3 separate regions of the Homo sapiens genome follow, and regions 1 and 2 are each linked to region 3. The links are chromatin contacts, found by Hi-C or POLR2A ChIA-PET in ENCODE. All regions are on one chromosome and are shown on one strand. Each heading gives the region's core, a stretch centred on a gene start or an enhancer-like site at or near the end of the contact. The rest is flanking DNA. Distances are from core to core; before and after follow the strand shown. Region 1 overlaps SBF2 (SET binding factor 2). Region 2 overlaps DENND5A (DENN domain containing 5A). Region 3 has its middle 40 kb from the start of WEE1.

Region 1 (2,700 bases), core at 85-2,584, 290 kb after region 3:
TGGGAGGCCGAGGTGAGAGGATTGCTTGAGCTCAGGAGTTCAAGACCAGCCTGAGTGATAGTAAGAGCTCATCTCTACAAATTATTAAAAATTAGTTGGGTGTGGTGTCATGTGCCTGTACTCCCAGATACTTGGGAAGCAGAGATGGGAGAATCACTTGAGCCGAGCAGGTGGAGGCTACAGTGAGCCATGATTGTATCACGTGGCCTTCCAGCCTGGGTGACAAAGCAAGACCCTGTCTCAAGAACAAAACAAAACAAAAAACTATCAGTAAATTTCAAAATGTTTTGAATCATATAGACAGAGTTGTCAGCTCACAATGCAATTAAGTTAGAAATCATTAATGCATGTAAAATACTTAAAATTGTACCTGGTACATAGAAAGTACTCAATAAATGTTATTATCACTGAGGCTAGGAAATGCTTAGCATATCACACTCTATTGTGATTATCTATTTACTTGTATGTCTCTTCACTAGATTATAAGCAATTTAATGGCATTTTTATTAAGAAGCAGTTATCAATATTTATGGCAAGTTGTTGAATGAGTGATATGCCTTTTTGAATGTCATACAAAGCTGAAAGAACAGTAGAACAAATGATCTTACTAGGTCTTGGATTTCCAGAATTAACATTGAGCGTAATCAGGATTTTCCTTTGAATAACGATTTTCATTTACTCAACAAATATTTATTGAGTATCTACTATGTGCCAGGCATGCTGTAGCTAATGAACTCAGGAATCTCTTTATCCCAGGAGGAAATAGGGATGACAAATAAGAACACATTTTAAAGGGATGAGATAAATTCATGGCTGAATAAGATACATCCTTAAATTAGAGGACAATGATGTTCTTTTATGATGTCTCTGTGGGGACCTTTGTTGGAGCCCAGTTACTGGTTAGATAGATTTTTAAGTCAGAACAAGTAATCTTTTGTTTTAAATTCAAGAACATGAGTTTTACATATAAAAAGAGTGACTGTTAAAACTCAGTAGCAGCTCTCCCTCAGTCAAACCTCTGGAAATGAATGTGTGTGAGAAAGGAGAGGGAGAAAAGAAATATGAGTCAATGAGAACTTCCTTCAAAGAGAATATTAAAATCAACTAAAATATTACTTTGAAGGCAGTCATTACCTTGGAGTCGTGTTTAGGTTTTTATTTTAAAATACAGTCAGGCCATGTAGGAAAACACCGCACCTTTTTCCTATGTGGTATCTCTGCAAGGTCTCCATCCTCTCTATGGATTATATATAATAATCCCAGAATGCAGCAAAAAGTATGAATCATCTTTTTCTTCCTGACTTATTCCTCACCCCCTTAGGACACTGCTATGCACAAGAATGTCATCTGTGTCCTAGCACATCTGAATTTCTTTAACAGAAATGCCTTGCATGTTTCTGAAGACTGTCATGAGGCCCAAGGCAATAAAGTTCAACAGACTTGAGCTGTAATCTTCTCCCAAGGAAATGGTTGGGATGCCAAGATGCCTTTTGACTTTGATTTCACAGCAGGGCTTCATTTGTAATGACACTGTCCAAACTTTAAATGACAACAGCTGTGATATGAAGCCCTACACACTCATTTATAATAATTTTCCACAAATTAAAAAAATTAAACAATGGGGAATTTCAATCCATGACCAATTAGCAGGGAACAGGCAATCATAAAACATTTAGACTAGTGGGCACTATTTATTATCTTACAAAATGTTTACTCATTGTAGTGCATGTCTCAAACCTGTGTGCTGCTCAAATGCTGATTGCAAAATATAAATAAAAAATTCTTTGCAAATCACGTTAGAGACATTCTAAGTTAATTAGGTTGAAAGAGGGAAAAAATTTACAACAATAAGTCTACAACTATTGACACAGCAACCGCATTCCAGAATTGTGTGGTTATCTGTTGGGGAATCAGTCCATAAATACACAATCTGAAGTCCCCTGTGCTTTGGCCAAATAATAGCATTGTAGTAATAAACATACCAGACATTTTATAAACTTGCAAGGTCTTGAATACTGATACATGTTTTATTCTGAACTTTGCTTTGTAATTTACCTTTAATTTTCCTGCTACAATTGAAGAGTGAGCCCTGCAATCTTAATTTCCCATTATCCTCAATTACTTCGTACTTTTAACCTAGATACCTTTGAACTGTTGTTGCCAACATTCCAGTTTGATAAAACTCTGGAATCTCTAAAAAATGTTATATTTAAACATTAAAGAAAAAACTAGATTGAAAGGAACAATGTGTTACAGAACTGACTTTCCTTTAGAGTTTAGATTAGACACAGCTCAGAAAAAAGTTTTTTTGAATTGCCCAAAACACTGAAAACATTTGCATCTTCTACATAAGGACAAAAATTAAAAACACAAATTCCTCTCTGTATCACATTACTCTCCTATTCAAAAATTCAGCTATTTTCTGACCATTATAGAATAATGACCAAACTCTTCTGCCAGGCTTATTAGCCCTTCTCGGTACGGATCCACCTCTCTACCCACCCGACCATATGGGCCCCTGCCACAAGCTGCTGCTTTAGTCAACCTATTTTATTTATCACCTTCTATTCCACATCATACTTACTCCTACCATATCTAATACGGTTGAGGAAGCCCATCCATGCTTTGGTTTGTCATTTACATGCTTTCTCCTTGGTATTTTCATATGCATGCCCCCATATTTCTCCCTTCTTTCCAAGT
Region 2 (2,700 bases), core at 122-2,621, 380 kb before region 3:
GCCATTGAACCTTAAGATGGGTGAGGAAAGGTATCACATCTTTCTGCCCTTACTGTAGAAACACTAAGGGCATCTTTTCCATAAATCTCAATTTCTTCATCTATAACATGAGGAGAACAATACCTAAGCCAGGCACAGTGGCTCACATCTGTAATCCCAGAATTTTGGGAGGCCAAGGCGGGTAGATCACCTGAGCCTAGGAGTTCAAGACTAGCCCAGACAACATAGGGAGACCGGTCTCTACAAAGAAATAGAAAAATTAGGCATGGTGGCACACATTTGTAGTCCCAGCTGCTAGGGAGGCTGAGATGGGAAGATCACTTAAGCCTGGAGGTCTAGACTGCAGTGAGCAGTTAGCGTGCACTCTAGCCTGGGTGACAGAGCAAGACCCTCTGTCAAAAACAAAACAAACAAACAAAAAAAACCCAAAAAACTACCTACCTCATCAGCCTATTGAGAGGAATGAATGAGTTAACATATGTAAAGCATATGGGACACATTTGTATTGAGCATAAGAGGTACTCAACAAATATTAGCTCCTTTCTTTCCAAAAGGTCTGTCATACATGCAAGAGTTATCTCAAAATCTTTAGCCATGAAAACAGGACACATAAATGTGCTAGAAGTTACCAAATGTTTCCTAACATGCAAACCTCTACTGCACTAAAGTGGCAACACATATCTGTTTCACAGAATGTATACCACGGCAGAGCCCACAGCAGCAAACGTGGCTATACTAAGAACACTGACAAGTCCGCAAATTCAGATTTCAAACCACAACTTATAAGGGACCACCCAGCAGCCTCTTCTTCCCCATAGCACATAAGCAGATTTAAGACTCTGGGAGCCAGGCTGGGCGCGGTGGCTCACGCCTGTAATCCCAGCACTTTGGGAGGCAGAGGCAGGCAGATCACCTGAGGTCGGGAGTTGGAGACCAGCCTGACCAACATAGAGAAACTCCATCTCTACTAAAAATACAAAAGTTGCAGGGAGTGGTGGCGCATGCCTGTAATCCTAGCTACTCAGGAGACTGAGGCAAGAGAATCACTTGAACCCAGGAGGCAGAGGTTGCAGTGAGCCGAGATCGCGCCATTGCATTCCAGCCTGGGCAACAAGAGCGAAACTCCGTCTCAAAAAAAAAAAAAAAAAGACTCTGGGAGCTTCCTGTTAGTTTACCCTCAGTAACATAAGAGAAAGTTTCCTTTACTTTTAAGAACTTTTATAGTAATAAATTCTCTCTCTTTTTTTTTAACAGACTTTCCTAACCACTAAAATTTTACCAACTGGTACTATATCAAAGCACAAAGACTAGCATTTGTTTTATCAAATCTGCATTAAAAGCACTGTATTGGTCATATCAAAGCCTTTTTGTACTTCAGGCCCAGCTGTGACAGCAATGGTAATGTTTCTCTTTCACTTGCAGAATGCTGAAAAACGGCCAAGAAAAAAAAATGGGGAAGCTTTTTTTCAGGCAGTACAGAGTAGTGTTAACAGCAGACTGTTTAAGAAAATTAATTAGCCCTAGGACTGTAGATCTAAATATGAAAGGTAAAAAAATAAAGCCTTTAGAAGAAAACACAGAACATCTTCATGATCCTGCAATAACAAAGATATAAAATGCACTAAACATTAAGAGAGAAAAACGTATAAATTGTACATTACAATTTAAAACTTTTGTTCCTTGAAAGTCGCCATTAAAAGAATGAAAACGCACAGATTACAAGAATATATTTGCACTATATATATATGAAATGAACAAAAAAGACATATCTAGAACATATAAAGAACTGCATTAAATCAATAAAGAAAAAAAGATCACTCAAAGAAAAACAGCAAAAGCCCTGAATAGATACTTCAAAAAAGACATATAAATGCCTAATAAACTTTTGAGAGGTGCTCAACTTCATTAGTCATCCAGAAAATTCAAATTTAAATAATACAATACTATTATATAACCACCAGAATAGCTAAAATGAAAAGAAAATGCCAAGAGTTGGTAAGGATAGGGAGTAACCTACACTGTCGTGCACTGCAAGTGGGAATGTAAACTGGTACAATCACTATGGAAAACTGTCTGGCAGCACCTACTAAAGCTGAACATGCGTATACCTATGACCCAGCAATTCCACTCCTGAGCATATACCCAACAGACCAAAAGCCATGTTCACGAAAAGGCACATACAGGAATGTTCATAACATGTCACTATTGTAATACTCAAAAACTACAAACTACCCATGAGCCTATCAACTGCAGAATTAACAGATAAGGTGTGGTAAAGTCACACAATGGCAAACTCTACAGCAGTGAGAACGACCAACCTAAAACTATACACAATATGAATGAACCTCTCAAATATATTGTACAAAAGAATCCAAACACAAGAGTTCACCATATATAATTACATTTATATAAAGTACAAAGACATGAAAAACTATGCTGTTAGAAGTCAAAATACTGGTTACCTGTGGTGAGTGGGAAGGCAAATAGTGACTGAAGTAGACTACTTCTTGCTCACATCCTAAGAAATTCAAGACAGCCAGTCGCAGGGGCTCACGCCTATAATCCCAACACTTTGGGAAGCCGAGGCAGGCGGATCACGAGGTCAGGAGTTCGAGACCAGCCTGGCCAGCATCGTGAAACCTCGCCTCTACTAAAAATACAAAAATTAACTGGACATGGTGGTGGGTGCCTGTAATCCCA
Region 3 (2,938 bases), core at 283-2,782:
GACATGTGCCTATAGTCCCAGCTACTCAGGAGGCTGAGACAGGAGAATCACTTGAACCTGGGAGGCAGAGGTTGCAGTGAGGCAACACTGCACTCTAGCCTGTGCAACAGAGCAAGACTCCGTCTCAAAAAAACCAGATAGAGTTGTATGAAGCAATGGTGACTATTATTTTACCATGCTGCTAACATTATGCATTATTTTTTTTCTGTTTTTCTATTATATTTTTTTCTATTTATTTTTACAGAAACAGCGTCTCACTATTGCCCAGGTTGGAGTGCACTGGTGTGATCATAGCTCACTGTAACTCTCAGGCTTAAAGGGATCCTCCCACCTCAGCCTCCCAAGTAGCTAAGACTACTAGAGCACAGCACCATGCTGGACTAATTTTTAAATTTTTTGTAGTGACAGGGTCTCACTCTGTTGCCCAGGCTGGTCTCCAACTCCTGGCCTCAAGGGAACCTCCTGCCTTGGCCCCCAGTGAACTGATATTACAGGCATGAGCCACTGCATCCAGCCTGCATTATAATTTTAAAACATTTTTGCTACTTTAGTAGATGTAAGGTGTTATGTCATAACTGTTTTAAGTTTAAAGTTTCTGATTATCAATGAACGTTTTCCCCATGCACTTGGGTATGACTTTTATTTCTTATTGTGAATTACAGTGCATGTTTACCTTCTTTGTCTATTTAGCAATTGGTACCTTGATTGTTTTTATATATATAAACAAGCTTTTTTTGGGTGGGGGGGATGGAATCTTGCTCTGTCACCCAGGCTGGAGTTCAGTGGTGCGATCTCGGCTCACTGCAACCTCCGCCTCCCGGGTTCAAGCGATTCTCCTGCCTCAGCCACCCAAGTAACTGGGACTACAGGCGTGTGCCACCACACCCAACTAATTTTTGTATTTTTAGTAGAGACGGGGCTTTCACCATGTTGGCCAGGCTGGTCTCGAACTCCTGACCTCAGTTGATCCACCCGCCTTGGCCTCCTAAAGTGCTGGGATTACAGGCGTGAGCCACTGCACCTGGCCTATAAACAAGCTTTTATACATTTCAGGTAGTATTTGCTTGTCACTTGGTGCAGACATTTTTCTCAATCTGTTGTCTTTTTAAAATTCTGTCCAGTTTTTGTATTTTTGAACGTTAGTCTTCCTTTGTTGTTTCTTCTGTTGTTTCAAAGTTTTGAGAACGCTGACGTTTATCCATAAATATAACTGCCTTATCCTATTAAATATATAGTTTCTATGGCTGTTCTTTAAAATATTTAGCACTTTAATCCACTTGGTGTTTATTTTGAAATACGATGTGAAACACATTTTTGTCCTCCAAATTTTCATTCATTTATCTGCGCATTCTTTACATAGTTCATCTTTTCTTACTGCCGTGTTTGGGAATGTTATTTTACTATGTATCCCATCAGGATTAATGCGTGTGTTTGTTCAGTCTCATTCCTTTCCGTTGATCTCAGCTTCTATTTTTGTTTCTGCTCTTAGTCACTGCCCAGCAGCGCCAAAGGAACATCCCGCCCCCTGCAGGCAGCTGGTGTCCCCACAACCTGGGAAGCCTGGGGCAGGGCCTCAGGGGACTCCTGGTGTTAGTCCTCCGAGCCCGGGTGGACGTGTCGCTCTGTCCCTGCGGGAGGATTCGGGGCCCCTTTGACAGGCCTCCTTCTATGCCGGTTTCCTGGGGCCTCGAGCTTCCTGGGTTCCACGTCTCTAGTAACCAGTAGAGACGGGCCTTTACCCTGCCGTTGGGTGGGGACTGTCCCCTTCTGGGCTCTTCCTTTCGGGCCTTTCCACCTCTCCGACCCCAGGGCATTCGCCCCACCACGTTGCCGGCACAGTGCTGGCTCCGCGGCCCGCGGTTCTGGCAGTCAGCGCGGAATGCCATGGCACCGAGCCTCTGTGTCTAGATGAGTTCTGGGCGCTGATTTTCCAGGTCACTCGGAAGCTGCTCTCTGGGCCCGCCTGTTTCCCTTCCCTTTGCCTCCTTGTCCCGCTTCCCTCGCAGTATACCACTCACTGTACCCCTCCTAAAAAGGACCACTGCAGGAAGCGTTATTGAAGCAGACACGGTTCAAACACGAAAAACAAACTCTTCTTTATTCAACAGATGTGCACGAATCTATTGTGTGTTAGATACGGGTAAGTTTCTGATAAGTCGTGCACTGAGCCAGTCCGGGCTCCTAGAACCGCGTTTACGTGCCGAAGTCTCAATCAGATTAAGAGCGTCTGGGGAGAGCGGGGCGGGGATAGAAGGAGGTGTTGGGGCTAGGGGTAGGACTGTTCTGGAGGCGTGGGTAAGGGGGAGTGGGCTGTGCTGTGCGCCCCTCCCCTCGCTATCTCCCCATTCATCCGCAGACCCGGGGCCCCACGCGCCGCTCCTGGGCAGGGCCGTGCACCCGGAAGGCGCCGAGGCGCGCCCAGCAGAGGGAGCATGCGGGCAGGGCATTCCGCGGGTACCCGCGGAGCAGGACGGCCACCCACGCCGGGGCCCCTGGGGCTCCACCCAGGACGCACACCCGGAGAGACCCAATGACTGCGTTTCGCACCTGGGCGCAAGCTGGTTACTGGGCACGCGCTGACAACCCACATCTGGAAAACCCGGTCCTAACTGGAGAATAAAACTTAAATGCACGTGAACTCACCGGCAGCTGAACATTTCCGTGAGAAAACCCCTAAAAGCCGGCACCGGCTCCGGTGGGGCCACAGAGTCTCTGGAGCGAGGCTCTCTCCAATGCCTGGGCCCTGGGACCGAGCAACTGTCCCAGTAGAATCCCTTTCGGGCTTTGTTGCAGGGATAGGGGATTCTTTTTAACGTGTTCCTTGGCTTGCACAGGCATTTACTGGTCCTCTGGAGATCACATATAACAGGAAGTCTCTAAATTCAGTATTTCTTTTAAATGAAGTTGTATTTATTCATCACATTTCTATCAGTAGACT

What was found. Hi-C counts contacts between places; a loop is a spot of excess contacts on that map. ChIA-PET counts read pairs that join two places held with the same protein, here RNA polymerase II (POLR2A). Pooled maps may share reads with other maps.
Region 1: a loop to region 3 is called in a map of Panc1, with 6 times the contacts of the local background. The contact joins two enhancer-like sites. A Hi-C loop is called at or near these places in 2 of 168 maps with a recorded cell type or tissue (Panc1 and chondrocyte) and 2 of 50 pooled maps. POLR2A ChIA-PET finds 5 or more read pairs at or near these places in 2 of 52 experiments (activated T-cell and naive thymus-derived CD4-positive, alpha-beta T cell).
Region 2: a pooled map shows a loop between it and region 3 (2.7-fold over the local background). The contact joins two enhancer-like sites. A Hi-C loop is called at or near these places in 1 of 37 single-sample maps with no recorded cell type and 2 of 50 pooled maps. POLR2A ChIA-PET finds 5 or more read pairs at or near these places in 2 of 52 experiments (CD8-positive, alpha-beta memory T cell and GM10248).

Annotation. Positions count from the first base shown.
Region 1 is chr11:9,904,782-9,907,481 of GRCh38, forward strand. All of the region lies in intron 16 of SBF2 (SET binding factor 2), which reads right to left. All of the region lies in intron 1 of LOC101928008 (a long non-coding RNA gene), which reads left to right. Among named protein-coding and RNA genes, the nearest start is that of LINC02709, 150 kb to the left of the region's middle. RefSeq lists an enhancer at 1,227-1,811. Within about 2 kb of position 1,335, at least 7 of the 41 ENCODE cell types and tissues checked have a DNase peak (open chromatin) inside an H3K27ac peak, as active enhancers do; they include Panc1, where a contact is called at or near this core.
Region 2 is chr11:9,230,585-9,233,284 of GRCh38, forward strand. The region is part of intron 1 of DENND5A (DENN domain containing 5A); the gene reads right to left. Among named protein-coding and RNA genes, the nearest start is that of DENND5A, 33 kb to the right of the region's middle. RefSeq lists an enhancer at 1-451. Within about 2 kb of position 1,372, at least 3 of the 41 ENCODE cell types and tissues checked have a DNase peak (open chromatin) inside an H3K27ac peak, as active enhancers do.
Region 3 is chr11:9,611,824-9,614,761 of GRCh38, forward strand. No RefSeq gene overlaps it. Among named protein-coding and RNA genes, the nearest start is that of WEE1, 40 kb to the left of the region's middle. RefSeq lists an enhancer at 1,399-2,088 and a silencer at 2,189-2,568. Within about 2 kb of position 1,533, at least 41 of the 41 ENCODE cell types and tissues checked have a DNase peak (open chromatin) inside an H3K27ac peak, as active enhancers do; they include Panc1, where a contact is called at or near this core.